Linked DNA regions of Mus musculus: regions 1 and 3 are each linked to region 2. A link is a loop called in an ENCODE intact Hi-C map of the cell type or tissue named here. Cell type or tissue: heart. All regions are shown on one strand.

The links. Peaks named below come from ENCODE experiments on the same cell type or tissue, not always from the same donor. Only the 100,000 strongest peaks of a DNase experiment are listed, where the experiment ranks them.
Region 1: a loop joins it to region 2, with 2.0 times the contacts of the local background. A loop is called at or near these places in 3 of 42 quality-filtered maps.
Region 3: it touches region 2 in a loop (7-fold over the local background); 39 of 42 quality-filtered maps call a loop at or near these places.

What each region holds. Positions count from the first base shown.
Region 1 is chr17:29,356,768-29,364,767 of GRCm38, forward strand. Fgd2 (FYVE, RhoGEF and PH domain containing 2) reads left to right here and starts at 4,147. Exons shown (of 16, transcript NM_013710.4): 1 at 4,147-4,390; 2 at 6,944-7,175. The coding sequence starts at 4,326. In heart, a CTCF peak has its summit at 4,368; DNase peaks (open chromatin) are centred at 4,164, 5,394 and 5,604; H3K4me3 peaks cover 641 bases; H3K27ac peaks cover 1,309 bases.
Region 2 is chr17:29,045,866-29,053,865 of GRCm38, forward strand. No RefSeq gene overlaps it. Among named protein-coding and RNA genes, the nearest start is that of Gm41556, 6.5 kb to the right of the region's middle. In heart, a CTCF peak has its summit at 3,482 (motif pointing right); DNase peaks (open chromatin) are centred at 426, 3,076, 3,426, 5,166 and 1 weaker place; H3K4me3 peaks cover 612 bases; H3K27ac peaks cover 969 bases.
Region 3 is chr17:29,167,690-29,175,689 of GRCm38, forward strand. It overlaps Cpne5 (copine V), which reads right to left. Exons shown (of 21, transcript NM_153166.2): 12 at 5,636-5,711; 13 at 1,716-1,769. Among named protein-coding and RNA genes, the nearest start is that of Rab44, 58 kb to the left of the region's middle. In heart, a CTCF peak has its summit at 1,693; DNase peaks (open chromatin) are centred at 3,652, 4,612 and 5,664; H3K27ac peaks cover 781 bases.

The DNA.
Region 1 (8,000 bases), 310 kb after region 2:
ACCTGCCCACTGGCAACGGTCACAAGTGGTCCTCTGCCCACACGTGATTGATCAACCAAGCTCCCCCAGCCCCCCAGGGCCTCCCAAAGACTAGGAGGTGAGGCCTTAGGGGGTAACAATGGAGCTGAAGCCAAAGAGAGCTTGCTGGAGATGTCGACCATCCTCCCTGGCTTGCCTGTCGTTTTGCAGGTGCGGTGTGAGGTTGACAGCTGGATTAGGACAGAAGAGGGGACACCCTGGGGAGGCAGATGCCTTCTCTGGAAGCTCACGGCCTGAGGCAGTCTTTCTGCACTGAGGGAGTGATGACTGTTCATTCTATACCATAGGCTTCTGGGGTGGGGGAGGGGCGGGGGGGCAACGAGGTACAGGGCTGGGAACATCCGTGCCCAAGCCCCGTCGCACAATGCTGAGGCAGAGGCTGAACCCTAACAAAGAGGGGTCTCCCAAGACCTGGAGTACTCAGAGGAAGTACCCTTAAGGATCAAAGTGACCCAGACTCTTCAATTTGTGACAAAAATGCTGTCACATCCCAAGGCAGGGGATTGTCTGAGGGGAATCCCCCACGCCCCCCCCACACACACACACACACTGTGAGGCAGGCCAACTCAGGAACAAGGCATGGCATGGCCGTGGAACAGACTTGTACCTGGGTGTTCTATTATTGGTTTTTGGAGATAGGCTCTCATGTAGCCCAGGCTGGCCTCAACTCACTATGTAGCCAAGGATGACCTTGAACCCCTGATCCTCCCACCTCACCTCCCAAGTACTAGGATTACCGGAATATATGTGACCCACTGAGCTTAACTTAATTAGCGTTGCTTGTGTGAGCATGAGCGAGAGCTCACTGGATGATGGGCAGCTTGTCACTGGCTACATTGTTAAAGAAAGTGACACTCTCTCCCTTAGTGACCATCAGCTGCAGGGAGTATGTCGGAGAACAGCAAAAATGCCTTTTACAAAAACATATATGTGGCTGTGTACATATGCATGTATGTATGCATGCGTACATATTCCATGGTATTCAGGTGGCAGTCAAAGGACAACATTCAGGAATCAATTCTCTCCTTCTATCACGTGGGTTCTGGGTATGGAACTCAAGGTGTCAGGCTGGGCCTCAGTATCCTGCCCTGCCCGGCCCCCACATACATTTTTTGTTAACCGCTATTGGCATTGTTCTTACTGGAGACTTAGTTCCACAGAGAGATTGTTATCAAACATCTCTTGAGATTCAATATAGTGGCAACATTGTTTTTTTGGTTTCTTTTTTGATTTTTCGAGACAGGGTTTCTTTGTGTAGCCCTGGCTGTCCTGGAACTCACTTTGTAGACCAGGGTGGCCTCGAACTCAGAAATCCGCCTGCCTCTGCCTCCCAAGTGCTGGGATTAAAGGAGCGCCACCACCGCCCTGCTTGTTTTATAGGTAGGTACACATGTATAAACATGTCAATAAAACAGTGTTACTTTGGGGCTGGTGAGATGGCTCAGTGGGTAAGAGCACCCGACTGCTCTTCCAGAGGTTCTGAGTTCAAATCCCAGCAACCACATGGTGGCTCACAACCATCTGTAACAAGATCTGACGCCCTCTTCTGGAGTGTCTGAAGACAGCTACAGTGTACATATATAATAAATAAATAAATAAATCTTAAAAAAAAAAACGAGTGTTACTTTAGTAATTGTGTAGGTATGTGTCCATTTACATGAGTGTGTGTTGATACTTAAGAGTCCCCTGGGTTTGTTTGTTTGTTTGTTTGTTTTGGTTTTTCGAGACAGGGTTTCTCTGTTGTAGCCCTGGCTGTCCTGGATCTCCCCTGGGTTTTTAAATACATACAGAAATAATGTCATTTGGCATTTGGGGTTTGCTTAATCAGGACACAGAAGGGAAATCGAAAGAGCCACACATAGGTGGGGAATGAACTCTGGTGTGGACTGAGAGGGCTCATGGGGGTGAATTATTCTATTCTGTCTACCCTCGTGTATGTTCTTCATTTTTTTATGACAAAAAGTGCAAGGGGATCTAAGGTATGTTCTTCATTTTTTTATGACAAAAAGTGCAAGGGGATCTAAGGACGATGCTCAGTTGGTAGAGAGCCTGGCCGGCTCTGCATCCTCAGCATGGCATAAAACTAGCATTGTGGGGCTGGAGAGATGGCTCAGCAGTTAAGAGCACTTGCTCCTCTTGCAGAGGCCCTGCATTTGGGATTAGTGAGACTTAGTCCTCAGGACTGGGCTGGCCTCTGGTGGCAAACACAGCTGGGGGGTGGGGGAGCTCAGAGGTGCAGGGTTGCTGGGCAGGAGGCTCCAGGCTCACAGCTACCACAGCAGAAACTCTGCCAGGCACTTTGGGCTCCAGGATGGCTCACACTTGATCCGAGGACAAAGACTAGCTTCAGTGGAGGGTCCTGGCTCAGGATCCATGGGAGAGCAATGAATGAATGGCTTTCCAGCTTGAATGAGCAGAGCAGAGGCGCTGGTCACGTGTTCTAGAAACCCTGAGTGACCAAGAGGCAGATTTCCCTAGGGTGCTGTGATCAGGGGACCCTGAGGATGGAGTGCATGGAGGTCACCCTCCAGGTTCCCTGGGTCTTTGCTGGAGTCATAGGACACTTACCTGGGCTTCAGAAATGGCAGTTCTTCCCCTGTTCTTCCTGGGTGACCTCAGTCAGGTGTCTTGACTTCCATTGGCCTCCATTTCTGATAAGGGAGCACACTGTGTAACACAGCTATGGGAGTGAAAGAGAGGAGACTTGTTAGCTCTAACCCATAGGGGCTCTCCAACCCGGGCCACTAGAGAAATATCAACATCATTAAGACAAAAGCATCCAAAGAGGTGTTGGGGACCACAGGACCCCTTCCTGCATATCCTCACAGTCTGTGGGGTTTTTTGTTTTGTTTGCCCTATTTTTCTTTTTTTTTTTTTTTCCGGACAGGGTTTCTCTGTGTAGCCCCAGCTGTCTTAAAAGTTACTCTGGAGCTGGGCGTGGTGGCGCTCGCCTTTAATCCCAGCACTTGGGAGGCAGAGACAGGTGGATTTCTGAGTTCGAGGCCAGCCTGGTCTACAAAGTGAGTTCCAGAGCAGTCAGGGCTACAGAGAAACCCTGTCTTGAAAAAAAAAAAAAAAGTTACTCTGTAGACCAAGTGGGCATCAAACTCAGAGATCTGCCTGCCTCTGCCTCCCGAGTGCTGGGACTAAAGGTGTGTGCCACCACCAGTTCAGCTTTAGATGTTTTTTTTAGGGTAGGAGTACAAGAGATACAGTGTGTGTGGGTTGGAGCCCAGAGGCAACCTGAAAGAGTCTGCATTTTGGGTGGAGAATTGGTTCAGAGGTTAAGAGAACTTAGAAAGGACCTAGGTCCCATTCCCACAACACCCTCTTCTGACCATTGTGGGTACCAGGCACGAATGTGGTATAATAGACTCACACAGGCCAAACACTCATACACATAAAAAATAAAAGTAAATAAAAAGAAAGGAAAAGTCTATTTTTTTTCCACCATGTGGGGCTCCAGGGTTAGACTCAAGCTGCCAGGCTTGGCTACAAGTACTCTTACCCCTGAACCATCTCAAAGCCCACCCCATCCGACCCCATTTTTTTTTTTGAGACAGGTCTCACGTAGCCGAATCTGGTCTTATACTCATTACGTTGTCAAGGAAGAACTTGGACTTCTCCTCTCAAGTGGGTGCCATGGGCATGTGCCATGATACCCAGTTCTACAGTGCTGAGGATAAAGCCCTGGGCTTCCCGCATGCCAAGCAAGCATTCTCTATCAGCTGAGCTACATCCCCAACCCTGTGGTCCATTTTAATTTAAAAGCTGTTTTTCCATCAGCAGTGCACAGCGCCAGATGCAAGGAAGATGCTGAGAATGGTACTAAGTAAAACATCCCTGAGCCGTCCCCTTTCCCCCCATGCAGAGAATTGGATATCCAGGAAGCTGCTCATCCCAGGATCCGGCTCCAGAAACGTCCTGTGACCACTGTTGCCACAGCCCGTGCCTTCTCTAACAGGACTGGGTAGAAGTATCTGAGAGGTAAAGGTCAGATGCCAAGAGGGCCGGGCAGTACTTCACAGGCTCCTCCCACAGCAAGGAGAGTTTGACAGGCTCCTCCCACAGTAGGGAGTGCTGGCCTCTCTTCCAAGCTACTGGGACCACTTCCTCTTTTTTCACTCTGAAGATAGGAACTGCCCCAAGGCAGTCAGAAGCGATGGGCAGATTCCAGGCTGTGGTAGACCTGCTTCACCCGCTGGCCAGGGAGTGCTGAGGGCACCAGCCTATTGCCTCCCTCCCTGCTTCTGGGGTAACTGAGGACCACCTTGCAGGCTAGCAGGATGGAGCGAGCCTGTGAGAAGCAGGACTCAGTGTGCAACCTGGTGGCTGTGTTTGAGAACAACAGGTACAGATGGTGGGGGAGGGGTCGAGCCCTTCTATCTGATCTGGTACTTTGGGGCAGCACCTGGGGTCCCTCCATCCTGGGTGCCTGGCAGTACAGGCAACCACTGCTCTTGTGGTAGTAAGCTGGACAGGGTGAGCATGGGAGATCTCCAATCCATGCACACACACATCCCACTCACACCAGGACACAAATGGGAACAGGAAGGCGGGACACAGATGGAATGTGGCTGACTGGGACAAAGCAGAGCCATGCTCACCAGGCCTCTCTCCTAAGTTCCTTTCTATACCTCAGGGCTTACTCTGATGGCCCTAGGGTGTGACTTGTTTGGTTCCCATCATAGGGAGAACAGAAGAGGGGACACAGGAACTAGCTTCTTTGAATTTTGGGGCTGTGCTGGCACTTGTGTCTGAAGGGAAAAGACAAAGCCAGGAGTGGGAGGGGTCCTGAGTGGCCTTGGAGGGGCGTGAGTGTGAGACATGAAACCGCTTTGCAGGCCTGTGGTTTGGGAGTGCCTTTGGTCCTCTGGAAGCAGATAGAGGTTGGCCTCAGGAGGCTTAGGGGGAAGCTGTGGGGACCTGAGAGACGAGGGGAGGAGGGGCAGGTGGAGGGAGGGGCTGAGCCCTGGATTGTTGTAGAGGGTTCCAGAACCCGGGTACACCACAGTGAGTCCCCATGCCTTCAGCAGCTAGATGCTGGGTAAAGCAGCACTCTTACATGAAGATAAGGAGTCTGCCACCAGAGTCCCCAGCCCTCGGGAGCCACAAGAACAAAGCTTAGTGCCTAGAGTTCTGTGGAGGATGCAGGGGTAGATTTCTACTTGTGATACAAAGTTCCGTCCTTCTGAGACACCAGGCCACAGGCTTTAGATGCCCTGGGAAGGCCTCCACGCTGTGTTGTGGGCCTGCAGGCCATGCACAGGAGGTGCCTGGGGCCTCCACGTGGAAGCCCACATTCACCCCTGCAGAAGTTTCACTTCCTGGGTGAGCAGCCTGACTCTGCCTCTCCAGGAGCTTGGCTGAGTGCATCCTATTCAGCACCTGGGACAGCTCATTCCCACCGCCCTCTTGGCCCACCACACTCATGCTGGAGGGGGCGTAGGCTCATGTAGATGCCAGCCCTTGGGCTACTGAGTGGTGTCTGGCTGCACCTTGCAGGTAGAGTAGCCATACAGAGGAGTGGGTCACTAGAAGCGTGGTCAGGAGTGTGAGAGTCAGGCTCTGAGCAAGGGGACCATGCAGGCGTCTCTCTGTGGAGCCCTTGGTGCCTAGCTGATCTGAAACTGAGGGCTAGAGAGGAAACAGGCACAGGCCTGAGTGCTTAGAAATGCAGAAGCTGAAACCAAATGTACAGGAGAAAAACCTGAGACTCAGCACCCTCTCACCCAACCCCCTCTCCCTGGCTGCAGGCCCTGAGGCCAAGGAACTCCATTTTCTATGTCTGGAATGGGCCACCTCGGTCCTTCTTCCTACACCAGGCCCTGTGACCAGGACAATCACCTCAGCTCTCTGGGTCTCTCTGTCCTTGACATCAAGAGGAAAGACAGCTTAGCATGGAGGTTTGGATGTCAGCTGCCCCTACCTGCCCCACTTTCAGGTTCCCATCCTTTCTGCCTCAGTCTCCACATCTGCAGCATGGACGCAGGGACATTCTTTCTCATCGGGTTTGGAGGCTCGGTACCTGTCTGGCCTCCGTTTCCCTGTCTGTCTTTCTCGAGGGGATGCCTACCCAGCGCTGTCACCCTGGCTATCTCCCTGCACATGCCTGGCTCTGGCAGTGTGGGTTTCTCTGGCCTACAAAGGACTGGTAAATGCTGCACAGCAAAACTGTCCTGTGAGGGCTGAACCTGGGGAACAGGGACCCTGCTCTGCAGGATGGCTTTGTCCCCTGGTAATTGTGTGAAGGCCATAGGCATCCCTGAAAAGGCCCAGTTTCAGCATCTGAGTCCCTGCTCTGAATTACTCTCTGGCGCCCACCTTCCCTTGATGTATCGGGAGAGATACAGAGATGAAAGCAAGGGGGAAGAACATAGGTGGGCGTGATCCTGAGGGAGCCCCTGAAAGATCTGTGTGCCAAAGGAGGGGTTCTCTCTAGATGTGTTTGCATTTGAAACAGGGAAGTATGTAGTTCCCCAGAGAATAAAATAGGCCATAATGACTCATTTAGGGACTGATGGAGTTCCCTCCCAGAGGACACTCAGAAGGATGCTGGTGGCACCTGGGACGTGGCTCTGTTGGTAGAGCACTTGCTTATCGTGCACAAAACCCTGCCGCCCCCCGCACCCCCCTGGCCACACCATGTAAGCCAGACGTAGTGGTTCATGCATGTGATCCTAGCACCAGAAGTCCAAGGTCGTCTTCCACTATAAAGGGGTCAAGGCTAGCCTGTGGTACTTGAGTCTCTGGCTCAAAAAAAAGGGAGGAGGAAGGGGGCTGAGGAAGATTCATAAGCTTTGACAGGTTCCTACACTGTGCCAGGCACTTGGGAACCCATGAACACCAGTGGCTCACACAGGTTACCCTGAGGAGACCCTCAAGTGTGGTCTGTTCTCAGCAGGACTCCGGGAGAAGCACCTGGATCCCATAGCCTTGAGGACCAGCCCCATAGCCCTGAACACCAGCTGTCCCTGTCCCCAGAGCCTTGGGAGGCACCCCCTGTCAAGGAGGCCTTGAAGTCTGAATTCCGGCCAGTGAGCAGGACATATCTGAGTTCCCTCAAGAACAAGTTATCGAGTGGGGCTTGGAGGAGATCCTGTCAGCCTGGGGTCAGCCCGGGGCCAGAGACACAGGTGAGGGACTCTGACTGGGGAATGGGTAGTAGGACCTCTTGGCCTTCCATCTCTTCCTCTTTCTCTCTCCTCTCCCTTTTCTTCCTCCTATTCAAGACAGGATCCTACAGTGTAGCCCAGATGGGCCTTAAACTCTCTACTTCTGTATCCCCAGAGCTGGGGTCACAGGGTCGCTCTAACTCTCCTTAAAAGGTCACCAACCACATTGATTTGTGGCCCCATCATTTTTTTAAAGATTTTTAAAAATTTTATTTTATGTATGTGAGTACACTGTAGTTGTACAGATGGTTGTGAGCCTTCATGTGTTTGTTGGGAATTGAATTTTTAGGACCTCTGCTTGCTCCAGTCAACCCTGCTCGCTCCAAGTCGGCCCTGCTTGCTCAGTCCCTGCTCATTCCGGCCCGAAGATTTATTTATTATTATACATAAGTACACTGTAGCTGTCTTCAGACACACCAGAAGAGGGCATCAGATCTCATTACAGATGGTTGTGAGCCACCATGTGGTTGCTGGGATTTGAACTCAGGACCTTTGGAAGAGTAGTCAGTGCTCTTACCCGCTGAGCCATCTCTCCAGCCTATCCTTATGATCTCATGTAACCTTGATGCTCCCCTGAGCTCTGAGGAGCCAGAGGATGGCTCAGCTGGGATGCTAGACCCTTCTCTATGTGTCTTCCCCTTTGTGTGTGTGGCCTCCTAGAGGAGGCTCCCCGCCAGGCAGCCAGGTGTCTTTCACAGTAGCCCCTTGACTCCCTGTTCCCACGAAAGCCCAGGTGGAGACCATTTAACCTGAAGACTCAGCCCTGGAGCAGGGCACCTTTCTAGG
Region 2 (8,000 bases):
GTGCCACCTGTAGCTGTCAGAACAGGGTGTCAGATCCCTTGAAACTAGTTGTTCTTAAGACAGTAAACCCAGGTGCTCAGTAAGAGCAGAGAGCACTTTTAACTCCTGAGGCAATGGATCATCTATAGCCCCGAAGCCGCGCGTGAGATGATTCCTTGTGCTACCCACATCTCAGGATTTAGAAAATAAGCTAAGACTCAGGGAAGGTGAGGGACTGGGCTGATAAATTACAGCTCGGTCACCTCGCCAATCAACCCTTCACCCTGAGAGGGTGCTGGCAATATGCCAGCCGCCCTGGCAGATAAAGCCTCAGACAGATGGCAAACAGAGCTTGCCCCAAGGAGTCAACACAGGTCTGATTTAACCTGTGGTTTGTGCTTGTCCCTGCCCCCAGGGCTGCCTGCTCGTGTTCTGCTTTTGTCACCACCCCACTCCTGTGGCCAGGTTGGCACTCTGTTAATAGTAACCAACACGAGGCTCCTGTGAGCACAGGACCTGACTGCAGGCACGCACAGCACTGCCCCACCAAAGTTCCAGGGTCAAGGTGGAGCCTGCACAGGGTTGAGCACAGCATTGCCAGGCCTGGCCCTTGTTGGCAGTAGACTCCCTCCAACACGTGTTGGCTCTGAGGCATAGTAGAGCAGGTGGGCTGCCCACCCCAAGGATTTTACAAGCACCGTCTGCATCCATTTTAGTGACAGGGTTTCTCTGTAGCCCTGCGTGTCCTGGTATTCAAAAAGAGATCTACCTGTTTCTGATTCCTGGGTGCCAGGGACCAAAGGCACCACCACCATCCAGTCTTTTATTTAAAAAAAAAAAAACATATTTGAGAAAGTTTTTTTTTTTTTAAGATTTAGTTATTTTTATTATATGTAAGTACACTGTAGCTGCCTTCAAACACTCCAGAAGTCAGATCTCATTACGGATGGTTGTGAGCCACCATGTGGTTGCTGGGATTTGAACTTCGGACCTTTGGAAGAGCAGTCGGGTGCTCTTACCAACTGAGCCATCTCACCAGCCGGAAAAAAGTATTAGTTTGTACAGGTGTTTTGCCTGTGTGTGTCTGTGTGCTGGTGCCTACAGAAGCCAGAAGAGGATGTTGGATCCCCTAGAACTGGAGTTACATATGGCGCCACCATTTGGGTACTGGAGATCAGACAAATACTGGTTAGTTGTGTTGTAGAGGATAATGAATAGGTGAGGGACAAATGCTACACCTGTAGAGGTCAGTCCAACACTGGGGACCAGACTCAGGTGGTCAGACCTGGGCCAGCAAGCATATTTACCTGCTGAGCCATCTCACTGGTCTACACCCCCCACGCATACTTTTTTTTTTTTTTTTTTTTTTTTTGGTACAGGGTCTTTTTATGTAGCCCAGGCTAGCCTTGACTTTATGTAAACCTTGAACTTGACAGTGAGCCTTCTGCCATTGTCTCCTGACTGAGAGTCTAGATATATAGGCCATGTCTGGTTATTTATTTACTTTGAATCTTTCTTTGAGACGGGGTCTAGTTAATGTAGTCCAAGTGGTCTTTTGAACTACAGGCTCTTCTACTAGAGCTTCCTGCTTGCAGAGATTACAGCTTGTGCCACCTTGCCACCATTCAGAGATGGTTTTGAGTGTCAAGGATAATTTGAGGTAGAAGGTTTTTTGTTTAACCCTTTCTTACCAGCACAGGAATCAGGAGGTGAAGACTAGTTAATCCTGACAAGCCTGGTGGGGCTGAGCTGAGCAGCCACCAACTCAGGGTACCTGAGGCCCATCACCTTGAGTGTGTATGGCCTAGGGAATACAGGTCAGCCACAAAACATAGTTACTTCCAATATTAAAACAGAGCCAGCAAATTACCACCTTCTAGACTATGAGATGACCCAGTTCCTAACACATTAGCATTCAAGGTGCTCTACCAACGTGGCTTGGTAGAGTGCTTGCTTAGCATGCATGAGGCCTTAGGTATCATCCCTGGCATCACATGAGACCAGGCATGATGGTACATACTTATAATACCAGTGCTTGGGAGTTAGAAGCAATGGGGTCAGAAGTGCAAGGTGTTTTAAAAAAGCAAACAAGAAAGATGGTAGTGGTTGCACACCTTTAATCCCAGCACTCAGTGGCAGAGGCAGACAGATCTAGAGAGTCCCAGGATAGCCAGGGTTACATAGAGAAAGGGAGAGAGGAGAGGAAACAAAGGAAAGCAGAGAGATGGCTCGGTGGTTAAGAATGCTTCTTGCTCTTGAAAAGGACCTGAGTTCAGCTCCCAGCACCCATGTCAGGAGGTTCACAACTGCTTTGTAACTAACTTCAGGGGTCTGATGCCCTCTTATGGCCTTTGAGGGACACACACACAAGATAAATCTTAATAATCTCAATAAGCGTTCTTAGCTATGTAGGGAATGTAAGGCCAGCCTACAGGGCAGGGAAGAGTGCTGTATGGCAATTCATGCCTACAAAACACAGGGCATGACAACATGCACACAAAGGGTCTACCTTAATGGCTGCCCATGAGGCAGGGGATCACAGGGACCTCCTGGAAGAGACAAAAAAATATGCAAAACAGGAGGTGAAAATAGAAACCACTGCCTGGTGATAGAATTAAGTCACCCACTTAGTATTAAAAAGTTAATAATAAAATTTGGGGGCTGGAGAAATGGCTCAGTGGTTAAGAGTACTGACTGCTCTTCCAGAGGCCCTGAGTTCAATTCCCAGCAACCACATGGTGGCTCACAACCATCTGTATGCCTTCTTCTGGTGCGTCTGAACAGAGTGACAGTGTACTCACATTAAATAAATCTTTAGAAAATAATCATAAAATACGAGCACAATCAGAGATGGCTCAGGGGTTAAGAGCATTGGCTGCTCTTCCAGAGGACCCAGGTTCAATTCCCAGGACCCACTCTGCAGCTCACAGCCCTCTTCTTAGCCTCTAGGGGCATACATGATGCATGCCATACATAAAACACCCAGACGAATAAGACCAACAGGGAAAGGAAGCAGGATGGCTCTGGGCTCAACAGTGATACATAGTAGGTGCCTCACCACAGTGTGGGGCTCAGAAGAGCTTTCTGGGAGGACGGGGATCATTAGACACACCCACTCCTGTCAGTGCCAGGATTCGTGCCCCGGGCCAACCTCCAAGACCTGACAGAAGATGTTAAGGGTGGCTTGGAGAGTAGAGGTCACAGTCACTACTTTGGGGTCTTCATCACTGTTAGTTCACGAAACCCATCAGGATGCCAGGACATTGCCACCAACCATCACTGTAACTGATGACAGTGGCCTGGGTCATTATGGGCACCAGCCAAACGCTGATTTCCAAGGTTCCACTGCTGTTTCCTATGCCAATGGAATGTACCTATAAAACGGCAGTCACGGGTCTTGGTGGCATATGGTGGTGGGGGGTGTGGGGAGTAGGAGCCTGTCTAACCAGCTGGCCACCGCCCCGCCCTGGGCACAGAGTCTGTAGTTCCGCCTCAGATCACAAGGTGGCAGCAGCTAACAGTTCCAGACAAGCAAGGGATCCCAAAAAGGCCTTCAAAAACAGCTATTCCATTTTATTATGTTTCGTTTGTTCTATATTTTATTTGAAAGAGGGTCTATAAACTAAGAATAACCTTAAACGTTTTTCTCTTTTTTTTTTTTTTTTTTTTTTAAATTTGAGAGCTCTCTATATAGCCCTGGTTGTCCTGGGTCTTGCTATGTAGGCCAGGCTGGCTGTGAAGTCACAAAGATCTGTCTACTTGTACTGATTGTGTGTGTGAGTGTGTGCATGTGCATGCACTCATGCTTGCCCGTGCAGCTAAGTGGCCTTAAGTGTGAGGCGTGGAGGTGGTTCTCTTCACCTGGTGTGGGTTTTGGGGATTGAACTCTGGCCATCAGGTTTTCAAAGCAAAAGAGGCAAGGGTCTTATCTCCCTAAGTCATCTTTTGCCCTAGAAGGTGAATCTTTCTCTATACTTGTTGGCCCCTCCCATTCACTATCATAGAGACGTTTATGTGTATGTGTGTGTGGGTGCTCGAGTGCGTGTGCTCACTTGTGTGCATGCTTGAACACGCACGCATGTCCTCTTGAGTACATGCAGGTAAGGTGTGACTATAGGCGTGTGTGTAAAGCCATAGTGTAATGTGTGACTGTTTCTGTAGCTGGCAGTGTGTGAGGTGTACCCTTGTGACTAAGTCTGGGTAAAAGTGATGTAACTGTGTGTGAGACTATGTGGGCGACTGGCTATACGGGATGTGCCCCTATCATTGAATGTGGATGATGGCCACTGGATGACTGTGGGGTGGAGGGTGGGGATCAGCAGGCTCAGGTGTCGCCAGAGAGGCGGGAGGAAACTATAAACCTGGGCAATGGCCCCTTATCAGCGAGTCCTTCTGCTGGGTCCACAAGGGCAGAGGGCAAAGTCCATGCAGATAAGAGTGCTGGGCGCCAGAGGTATTTAGGAAGAGGAGGTGGGGTCCTACACTTGGAGTCCAGGGGAAAGAAAGAGCCCATGCTAAGTTCCATGAAGCTCCTAGATCTGGGATGGAGCAACACTGAGTGCTCAAACAGCCTGATCATCTCTTATACAGTGGGCAGGAGAAACGACCCTCCCAGGCTCAGCTTCTCCACCTGTCTTATGGTAGAAGGCTGTGGTCACCTTTATAGACCCTGCATATAGACTGGAGAAGACTCTGCTTTAACACACTCAGAAGCGTCCTACGAAGGGACCGGTGCTCATGAGGCATTGTGGACGAGAGAGACTGGGAGAGGAGCCCACACAGAGCCCGGCAACAGCACTGCTAGCTATAGCTGTTATTTTTCAGTCCTCTGCCACCCCAGCCTTCCAGGGACCACTGCCCTCTGGCTAGCACAAACCCTGGCTATCCCAGGGTGTGGGTGTCTGAAAGCACCAGCCAGCCTGAGGGGCTGCCATTGTGGTGACCTTGGAGACCAACCCTAGCCAGCTTCTGCCAGGGCTTCTGGCAGCTGAGCACCCCAGTTCTCTTAAAAAAACTCCATCTCGAGGAGTTTCTCCAGTTTCTCCTTTTGTTGGGAACGGGGCCGGGGAGGCTTGGGTGTCATTAGGGATTATTTTCAAACTACCGCCTTCCATCAGGTGCTGGCTAGAGTCTACTGGTCACCATGGAATTTCTTTTTTTAGTGTGTCAACAGCCGGGTTGTAGGCAGCTGTCCCCCAGCCAGGGCGGGAAGCCGCCTGTTACCCCGAACTGCCCGGCTCGGATTTCCTGGGCAGACACTTGCCTGCCTTTCATCTCACAGTCACGGAGCCCGGAAAGTGACTTCGAGACCACACGTCTTGTTGTGTCTAGTTATTCTGATGGCTTCACCTGGGAAGCCCTTTCCAAACATCAAAACCACACAAGAAGAGGGCATTTGGGTGGCTGGAGAACCTCTTCACCCGGGCTGCCCCTCGGAGGTGGTGGGCACAAAGTGCCAAGTCAGAGAGGAAGCTGAGAAAGCATTAAAATTCCCATCACAAGCTAATGTGTGTCTCAGAGCTAGAGCTGGTCCTGAAGCCCAGGAAGCAGGGAGGGGGTGGAGGAGGGAGTTAGAATTGAAAGCTCTGAAGGAACCTGGCCCTTTAAGAGAGGAGAGTGTGTGTGTGTGTGAGTGTGTGTATTTATGTGTGTGTGTGTGCATGTATGTATGTATGTGTGTGTTGATGTGAGTGTGTGAATGTGTGTGGGTGTATATACATGTGTTTATGTGGTTGTGTGAATGTGTGAGTGTGAATGTGTGTGTGTATGTATTCACATATATGGGAATGTGTGTATGTGAATAGGTAAGTGTGAGTATATGGGAATGTATGTATGTATATGTGCATATTTGTGTGAGTGTGTGTATGTGTATATGTGTGAATGTGTATATGTATGTATGTGTATGTATGTATATGTAAAAGTACATACATACACGTGTATGTGAATGAGTATGTATATGTGTGTATGACTGTATGTGTGTATATGAATGTGTATGTGAGTGTGCATATAAGTGTGAGTGTATACATGTGTGAATGTGTGTATGTGAATATGTGTATTTATGTATGTGTGTATATTTGTGTAGGAGTGTGTATGTGTGTACATGTACGTACATGTGAATGTATGTATGTGTATGTGACAGTGTGTATGAGTGTATGTGAGTATGTGTGTGCGTGTGTATGTTGGATGCCTAGGTGTGTTAGGAGAGCAGTTGCCCTGAACAGATCATAGAATGGAGAAATTCAGCGTGTTTATTCAGCATCTTTTATATGCCGTGTACATTCCAGCCACTGAAGTCGGTGAGTGAGATGGAATCCTTCAGTGGGACTGTGAAATGGGAAGAGATGGGCTGGTGAGAGGGCTCAGTGAGGAAAGGCACTTGCCACCAAGCTTGATGACCTGAGTTTGAACCCTAGAACTCAGCCAGTAGAAGGAGAGAGTGTACTCCTGCATCTGTCCTTTGATCACAAATGCATGCACACGCACATGTATACACAATAAAATGTAATACTGTTTTTTAAAATAGTAGTTACATAGTGAGACCTTACCTTAAAAAAGGCGGTGGGGGGGGCTGGGCTGCTCTTTGGTTAAGAGCCCTAGCAGAGGACTCAGGTCTAGCTCCCTCTTCCGATCTTTAAGGCTCCAGGCACAAACCTGGTGCACACCTGGACTTGTGGGTAAAACACTCACACTTTAAACAAAACAGGGGCTGGAGAGATGGCTCAGGTGGTTAAGAGCACTGACTGCTCTCCAGAGGTCCTGAGTTTGATTCCCAGCAACCACATGGCTCAGATGATCCGATCTGGAGTGTCTGAAGACAGCTACTGTGTACTCAGATACATAAAATAAACAATTCTTTTTTGTTTTTTTTTGAGACAGGGTTTCTCTGTGTAGCCCTGGCTGTCCTAGAACTCACTCTGTAGACCAGGCTGGCCTCGAACTCAGAAATCCGCCTGCCTCTGCCTCCCAAGTGCTGGGATTAAAGGTGCGCGCCACCACGCCCGGCTAATAATTCTTTTAAAAATAAAACAATGAATCTAAAAAATAAAAAGGGTTCATGACTCCAGATACCATTTTTGTTTCTCCGTTTTGGGAACCAAACCTAGGTCCTCCAGCACTGGCAGTCAGCGTGAACTCTTATTGGGCGATACCCTTACCCAAGGCACTGTTTTCTTACTCACTCCACCCTCAGCACATAACTTAAGGTAATGTGTCCTTATTATCCCCAACCTGTAGGGGCAGGAGAGAAGGCTTGGAGTAGCGGAGGGAGAATTCGAACCCAGAGTCTTGGGTTTGTGCTCAGTGTTCTTCTGTTTCTGAGCCTTCAAGAGAGCAGGGTGGGTCTGGCGGGCTGACAGAGGGAGCAGGGAGTGTCTTTGGAAGATTAATCTTGGGATGGCATCTGGGGTTTGTTTGGGAGACAGATGGCTTTGGAGACAAGAGGCCTTATGGGACAGAGACAGGTGTGAAAGATGGGGCAGAAGGACGGTCCTCAGGCCATGTCCTGGCTGGAACTGGCAAGCTTAGGCAGAATCCTTCTTCTTTGGTGGAAGAGTGAGAGCTCCTATCTCCCTGCAAAGCGCTCTTCTTACAGAACTATAATTCAGAATGAGTACAGAGCCGAGGACGCCAGACTCAGCCAGAGGACGTGGTAGCCCTTTTGCAAGATGTCTGACCTCTGACTTTCTCCACCCCCAGCCAAACCCAAACTTGGTAGATTTTGTTTTGTTTTTTAAGAATTCTTCTTATCTGGCTGGAGAGACTGCTTAACAGGTAAGACCACCGGCTGCTCTCCCCGAAGGCCCAGGATCTCTCCCAGCACCCACAATGGCACCTCACAATGCTCTGATTCCAGTCCCAGTGGATTAAAATCTGAGATCTCCCTGCCTCTGCCTCCTGAGCACTGGGAATAAAGGACTTGGGCCACCGCCACTATCCAGCTTATAGTTGACTCTAAGCTGGCTCTGCCTTCAGACACACATGGCAGGGACGGAGGTGCTTCCATGACTGGGGAGCAGTATCAA
Region 3 (8,000 bases), 120 kb after region 2:
AGCACCTGAGAGGCCACTGAACCTCCTCCCAGGGGTGGTGGCTCAGCCAACCAGAAAGAGCTGCAGCAACAGCCCAGGTGGAGCCTCTGAAGAAGACACCAGAGTTTCTCACCCTGTCCAGCTGCCCAGCCCCAACGCTGGCCAGTGCGAGCTTCTGAGTCTTCAGGTCTGAGCAATGGATCTTTGGGGAACTTTGTTTAACTCTTCCCATGAGTGCCCCCGCAGCAGGGATGGCCCCACCCCACCCCAGGCCCTGGGAGGCCTGTGCTGTTCCTAGCTCCGTGTGGGGCCTGGAATAGATCCCTTCTCTTCATTGCTAGGAAGGCTGGTCAAAAGGAATGGTTTCGAGACCTTTTTCATTTTGGTTGCACATCTAAAGAACTGCCATTCTGGGGAGGTCCTGCCTCCTCTGGGGCACTTAGGATGTGTGTTTGGGGTGGGGGGGGGGGAATTACCCAGGTCTAATGGCAAAGACTGGGCGTGCTTCTATTGTGAATGGGGAAGGCCTGTGAGCACAGGGCACTGCCCAAACAAATGCTGTTTCTACCTGGGGGACACTGCAGTCAGGGACATCAGCGCATCCAAGTCCCCGAGTGTGAAGAAGCCCCACACAGAAGAGTCTTGATTGGAAGGAGCGGTACACAGGAGAGTCTTGGTTCATTTCTCCCACACATGAGCGGAGTATGGGACAATCAGAGGCCTACCTTCCATAGGTCTGTCACCACCCCCAGTGCTGGCTCCATTTTACATGTGGGGTTGCTCCAAGGAGGATGGGATTCGGGGAGAGAACTCTTCTGAGCCTAGTGACTACATTACCTGACAGAGACATCTCTCTCAGGAATAAGGGTCAGAGGAGGGAAAGAGGGCACAAACCCAGGTACATTTGCATAGCAAATATACGGACCCATTCTAGAATAGACAACAGAGAAAGCCCAGATCTCTCATGTTGAACATGGGAACAGAGAGCTCCGTGCAGTGTGGTCATGCAGCATGGCTCACCAGAACAAGGTGGCCCTCCTCCCGGCCCCAGGGCTTCTCCAACACCAGTAACCACATCTACAGCTGCCCCCAGGGCCTTTGCATATGCTGTTTTTGAGGGCTGGGTCCCTTTATTCTGTATTTATTCTGTATTCTATATTTATTATGTATTCTCAATATCTGATCCATTCTGTTTCACCTTCCCCCACAGCTCTTGAAATCATTTCACTGATGTGTGTGCAGGTACTAAAGAACCCTCTGCCTCCCCTGTTATAAGCACCAGGGACCTGGGTCTTCCGTTTCCTGCCTGTGTCATTTGCCCGTATGGTTCTGCTGAGAGCCCAGCACATATTTGCTGAATGTTAGAATGTCCAGCCCACCAGCCCTCACAAATCAAGGACCAAAGTGGTCTCTGGTGGTAACAGTTACTCAGCGGCAGTGCCTGCTGCTGCCCACGCAGGATGAAAGGTGGAGTTGACTCCTGCATGACTCTTCGCTGTCTAACCTTGACTGAGTCACTTCCCTGCTCCTCTCCATGATAGTGGATGCCAGTGTGGCCTCTCACAGTGCCCAGTTCCTGGGGATTCCCCACATGCACACCCGCTTTTCCTTCCTGCAGAGATTCCCTGAGGCTGATGGTTCTCTGCTACCCACTCACCTAGATGGGACCCCTGCCCTTCAGCCTGGCTTTTGGCTCAGGGCAATGCCCCTCCATTGCGACAGGGGGCGCTACTCACCGTGCCAGAATTCACGTATTTCTTTTTCTTCATTTTCTTTTTTGGATTTATCACCTGTAGGGAAAAGTAACCACTGTTTGAAAGCAGTCGGGACAGTTTCGGGGCTCCCAGCAGACCTGGGTGTGGCTTGGGCATCAGCCCAGCAGGGTACGGGTGTGACCGCAGCTTGGGAAGGGCTTTGCCAGGCTTTGTGAGATGCTGGCACTTGGGCATCCTCATTAACCCTGAGTCCCAGTATCCATCACACTGAGACAGTTTCTTTAGCTTTGTCTCCCAATACCCTTAAACCTGCCAGAGCAACCAGGTGTTGCAAGACAACTCTGCCCACGCCTGCCTGTGCTGGCTGGGCCGCTCTTTTACCCCCTACACATTTGCAGTCCTGCCTTCCCCATTCTCCTTGGGGCTCCCACTCAGGGGTGCCCTGAGCCTATGAGCCTGGCTCTGGGCCACCCTGACCCACAGTAGGAAGCTTCCAAACCAAACCTGCTCGTCCCATGACAAGGCTCCGCACAGTAGGCTCTGTAAAGACTCAGGATGTCTCTGTCCCCCCACTAGTGACAACAGTGGGTGACACCCTTCACCCCTGACATCTAGTAAAGTCTGTAGGTGGTTGTCACCACTCGGGGAGCGGGTGGGAGGTCAAGACGCTGCCTCAGAGCAGTGACCCAGCTGTAGTTGTGGTTACTGGTGTTGGAGAAGCCCTGGGGCTGGGAGGAGGGCCACCTTGTCCTGGTGAGCCATGCTGCACGGAGCTCTCTGTTCCCAGGCTCAACACGAGAGATCTGGGCTTTCTCTGGTGTGCAATCAACAGAGCCAGGCTGTTCTCAAACTCTTATCCCCTCTCCCACATGGCATATCCCACGTGCCTCTCTTGGGGATCTTTCCTATGTCTTTTTATTTGTTGTTTTTTCAAGACGGCATTCCCTACATAGCTCTGGCTGGCCTGGAACTTGCTCTGTAGACCAGGCTGGCCTTGAACTCGGAGATCCACCATCTGCCTCTGCCTCTCAAGTGCTAGGATTAAAGGCGTGCGCCACCAGCTTCCTGTCTTCCCTCCCTATGTCTTTAACTGCAGTTTCTTCGGTCTAACAAGGATTGATGCCCACTTCAGAGACGAAGGGAACCAGGACACAGAGATGCCAGGCGATTTGCTTAAGTCACACAGCCATCTGGGTAGACACAGGAAGAGAAACCTGTCTCCAGGCCAGCGGTGCATACGTACAGAGCTGTCACCCGTGATGGATGAGTGACAAGTTCAAATGGGAGGGCTGGCATCATGCTCAGGTGGGGACTGAGGCTGGGTCTGAGATGCTGAACATCCTAGAAGTGCCTCTCTAGCCATGGGGCAGCCTTCTCTAATACCACCTGGCTGCCAGGCAGAAGGGCAGAGTTGCAGACTCAACATTAATGTTTACCCAGCTGAGCTTATTCGGGGTTTGGAACAAAATGTACCTCCGACCCCTGCTTCACGGTTCCCTGCAGCAGAGTGGAGCGAGCAGAACACGGTTTAGGGGTGTAGATTTCTTTATAGTACCTCTTAGACTCATTTTGGTTTGCTTTCTATTGTTGAGACAGGGGTCTCACCGTGTAGTCTAGGCTGGCCTTGAGGTCACATTCCCCTGCTTCTGCTTTCTGAGTGGTGGGGACCACAGATACACACAACCGTGCCTGACACATTTCTTTGAAGCCTTTGGCATTATCTTTAAATTAACGTGTAGTCAGTCACACTTCCGCTCTCTGAACCTACTCTTTTTTTTTTTTTTTTATGTTAAAGCAACCGTTGGCGTCAGATCTGAGCGAAGTGGACAGTGAGTTAGCACCCTGTCTGCTCTGAGCTCTCCTGGGATTTCCTAGAACCTCCCTCATCCTAGCCTCTCTAGCTACAAGTGACTGTCAGGCTTCACACAGGGCCACAGCACCCCCTAGGGACGCTACAAGGAACTGGCCCGCTCCACTAGGCGGCTACCTTTCCCCATGTCTGAAATCTGGTTTCCTGTGCACCAGGCTGCTGGGAATGCAGAATGAACCGGCCCACCTCTGAGGGTCTCATGGTCATGGAAAGGCCCCAGGCACAACCTCGGGAAGAAGAGTGTGCCTGTAGAGACTTGCAAAGGTGATGACTTCCTTGAGGGGACATTTGAGAAAGCCTCTGGGGACCATATTGATCAGAAGTGGGACCATATTGACTCAGTAGAGTCCTTGGGGAGGCAGCAGCTTCAGTGCTCGGGGCCCAGACAGACATGAGCCGTGCCTCTCTTCACAGAAGGAGCACACTCCCCTCTGTAGGCCCGTGGGGCTCAGGTGTGGTGACAATGGGGTCAGGTTAATACTCAGTGCCAGCTTAAGTGGAGATCTGCCTTAACATTAGAGAGTGGGGGTGTGGGGTGAAGTTCATTTCAAGGCAACACGGAGCCACACCCAGAGCATTCTGGTCACTGTGGAGGTTAGAAGAGACTAGAATCCTATTGCAAAGCCCCACACCCTGCAGAGGATGGTGGGAGCTCAGGAGGTGGGGGGGGGGTGTGCTGTTGGGGATCACTGGAGGGGTTGGAGACTGGAGGCTTGTCTGGGGCTGTCAGAAGGACAGTAGGACTTGAAGAGGCTCAGCGTCTGAGTGATTCTTTAGCAGAGGCTGGGTCCCAGGAACAGCTGCTTTAAAAGTGTGTCCCGCCAGGGTGGCTTCAGGGTTGGAGGTGGGGTGTTGACTGGTGAGGACCTTTTTCACACTCCTGACTCTAGCAAGGGCTTCCTGGGCCCACTTGGCCTCCTGGTGACACCCCTTGGGTCCAAAGCTGCCCCCCCGGGGGTGGGGGCGGGGCGCCAGAAACGGAGGTGGTTTTCCCCTGGCTCAGGCAGCTCGTATCTTGTTGATTGCAAAGAGGCTGTCTGAGGAAACGGAAGGAAACCGGCCGCCCCATCTGTGCAGCTTCCGATTTCCATTTCACCCAAGACTTCACAGCCACTGGAAGCCAAACCCCAAGAGAGATAACTGCTCCACCCACTTCCCAAAGAAAGGTACAGTCTGCCTTGCCTGGGCTAGGGGACTCCTTCCCCAAAACCACTATGAAGGTCGGAAAGATAGTTCAGTGGTTAAGAGCACTGGCTACTCCTCCAGAGGACCACAAGCTTTGTCTGAAGACGTGGGGCCACTCTGGAGTTGGGACCTCAGGTCTTGGCTTGTTAGACATCTTTCCCTTCCTTCCTGGTGCTCTTCCTGTGGTGTGTGTTGGAGGTGTGTGTGTAGGGCCGGGGAATGGTGGTGTGTGTGTGGGGGAGGGGAGTGGCTATTAAATTACTTTTATAAAAATTTATTTATTTATTTTTATGTATGTGAGTACACTGTAGCTATACAGAGCTGTACAGATGGTTGTGAGCCTTCATGTGGTTGTTGGGAATTGAATTTTAGGACCTCTGCTCGCTCCAAGTCAACCCCTCTTGCTCCAGTCAGGCCTGCTGGTTCAGTTCCTGCTTTCTCTGGCCCAAAGATTTATTTATTATTATACATTATTATACACCAGAAGTGGGCGTCAGATCTCATTACGGATGGTTGTGAGCCACCCTGTGGGGGCTGGGATTTGAACTCAGGACCTTCAGAAGAGCAGTCAGTGCTCTTACCCGCTGAGCCATCTCGCCAGCCCGCACCCAGGACTTTCTTAAGGACCTATCAGAAGTGTTCTGCAAGGGGTGGAACTCAAGAACTTGGAAGTCAGATGACTTAGCGCTGTGTGTTTGTGTGGGGGTATGGTGTATGGTTGGGTGTGTGGTGTATGAGGTGTGTGGGGAGATCTGTGAAATGGAAACATGAAACCCACCTTGTGAGACAATCCGGAAATCCCTGGCCCCAACCCCTCTCAGAGCTCCTGGGTCCTTGCTGACCCAGCACCCCCATGAGGAGAGACCCCACCCCTGGAGCATCTTACCTCATAGATGTTGAACTGACTCTGGCCACGTGCCAGCTCCCGGTAGCTGGTGGTGAACTCCCCAATGAAGTCATGGCTGCAAGAGAAGATGCTGCTGAGGCTGGAGGCCCAGGGTACCGATGGATGTCGATGTCGCCCACTACAGCCTCTCCCAGACCTGCCCCGCCCCCATTCTGCCAGGGCCTCCACCCCAAGTCACAGAGTATGGGAAGGGAGCCGTGGACCAAGAAAGCCAGGCTACTTGACAGAATTCGGAGTCCCAGAGGAAGGAGCCACAGGTCTGCTTGGATTCTCATTTAAATGAGCAAGAGAAGGCATCTGGGGACAATCTCTGCAGAGGGAACGACTCTGGATGACAGTCAAGTACTGTTCAATGTCAGGTGGGATAACTGCATTGAGAGTTACGTGGCAGAAATGTGCTTATTTTTTTAGACATTTCTAATGAAATATTTAGGGGTAAATGCCACCGTGGAATCTCCTTTAAATTGCATTAGTAAAATATAGATAAGGTGATACAGTAAAATTTAACAATTGTCAAATTCAAGTGACTGGCTTAAAGGTATTCATTAGCTCCGCACTGCTGAGACAGTTTCCCCAAACAGGGCCTCACTACGTAGCCCTGGCTGTCCTGAAACATTCTAATGTAGACCAGGCTGGCCTAGAACTCCACTTGCCAATGCCTCCTGAGTGCTGGGATTAAAGGTTCATCCACTGTACCCAGCTCAATAACATTTAAAAAAATTGTTTGTTTGTTTTTTTTTTTTTTTTTGGTTTTTCGAGACAGGGTTTCTCTGTATAGCCCTGGCTGTCCTGGAACTCACTTTGTAGACCAGGCTGGCCTCGAACTCAGAAATCCGCCTGCCTCTGCCTCCCGAGTGCTGTTTATTTTATTTTTATTAATATTTTGGGCTTTCGGAGACACTGTCTTGTGCATCCCAGCTTAGTCGTGAACTTGTGTCGGCAAGGGTGGCCTTGAACTCCTGTACCTTCTGCCTCTGCTTCCGGAGCGCTGGGATGATAGACGTGACCACCATATGCCTTTCTTATTAACTTTTTCTTTCTGAGATAGCTCCCCATTGTGTTGCCCAGGTTGGCCTCAAACTCCAATCCTCCTACCTCAAACTCCCAAAGAGTCTCATATAGATAGGCACATGAAACTACAGTTGGATCTTTTCCAACCTTCCTTTGGTGCTGAAATGGAACGCCGGGACTTGAACACATTATACCAGGGCTCTGCCTCCAAGCCACATACCCAGGTCTCCCACTAATACTTCCTAAACAGGCAAGGAGAGCCAGGTGGCAGGGGTCTTTTTCCAGACTGTGTCTATATTAAACACAGGAAGAACTTGCATAAACAGCACTCCCAACAGGCCTGAGTCCTTGCTAGAACACAGTGCTTAGCACTGTAGCTCTAGCTGGGACATCCAGTTAGCTGTCCAGGTGTCCCTGGGGCCATGCCCTGTTGTGAGCCCACGGTAGCTTTTGTTTATTTTGATTTTTTTTAAAGCCATACAAAGTAATGGATTTCATTGTGAAACTTTCATATGTATAAACACTTTGGTTTGGGTGGAGGGGGAATTATTGGTGTGTGTGTGTGTGTGTGTGTGTGTGTGTGTGTGTGTGTGTGTGTGTATGGAGGTCACAAGACAACTTTACGGAGTACGTTCTCTCTGCCCACCTTCTCTGTGGGTTCCCAGGGTTGAACTCAGGTTGCCTGGCTTGTGCTGAACGCACCTTTGCCCGCTGAGCCATGTGCCAACGCTGGGAACTTATCTATTGTCAGTACAGGACGGAACCCGGGATCTCCCAAATGGTAGGCGGGAGCTCTAACCACTGAGCACACTTGCAGCCCCACACTGTGTCGACTGAGTTCTTCTGGGGATGGTAACTTATTCATTGGACCCTGTGGCACCTGGCGGGTGTCCCAAGTTGCCAGAGAAGAGAAAACTCTCAGGTGAAAGAGGTTTGTAAGGAACCGCTAGGAGAGGAGGAGGCAGAGTGGGTTAGAGGCATGGTGGAGCTGACCTGGATGGAAGGGATAGGGATGGTGGCGGTAAAGTTTAACAGAGGCAGGGTGGGCTCTGGGGAACCTTCCATGGCTTGGGCTTGGCTCAGCTATACTGGCACAGAGCCTTTTATAATAAGAGCGCCACCCTCGTCCACATCAGGCCCGGGAGATGCCAACTGTGACCACCCTTAAGCCAGGATATGTCTGGATTTGCTTCAGCCAGCAAGTAGGAGACAGGAAAGGATCCAGATTGGTGCTTAGAGAGATATGCTACTGTTCTGCCTAGAAACTGTCAGCCACATTTCCTCCTCATGGGGTACTGAGAACTGCCTCCCATAGCTCCCAAGCAGAAGTCAC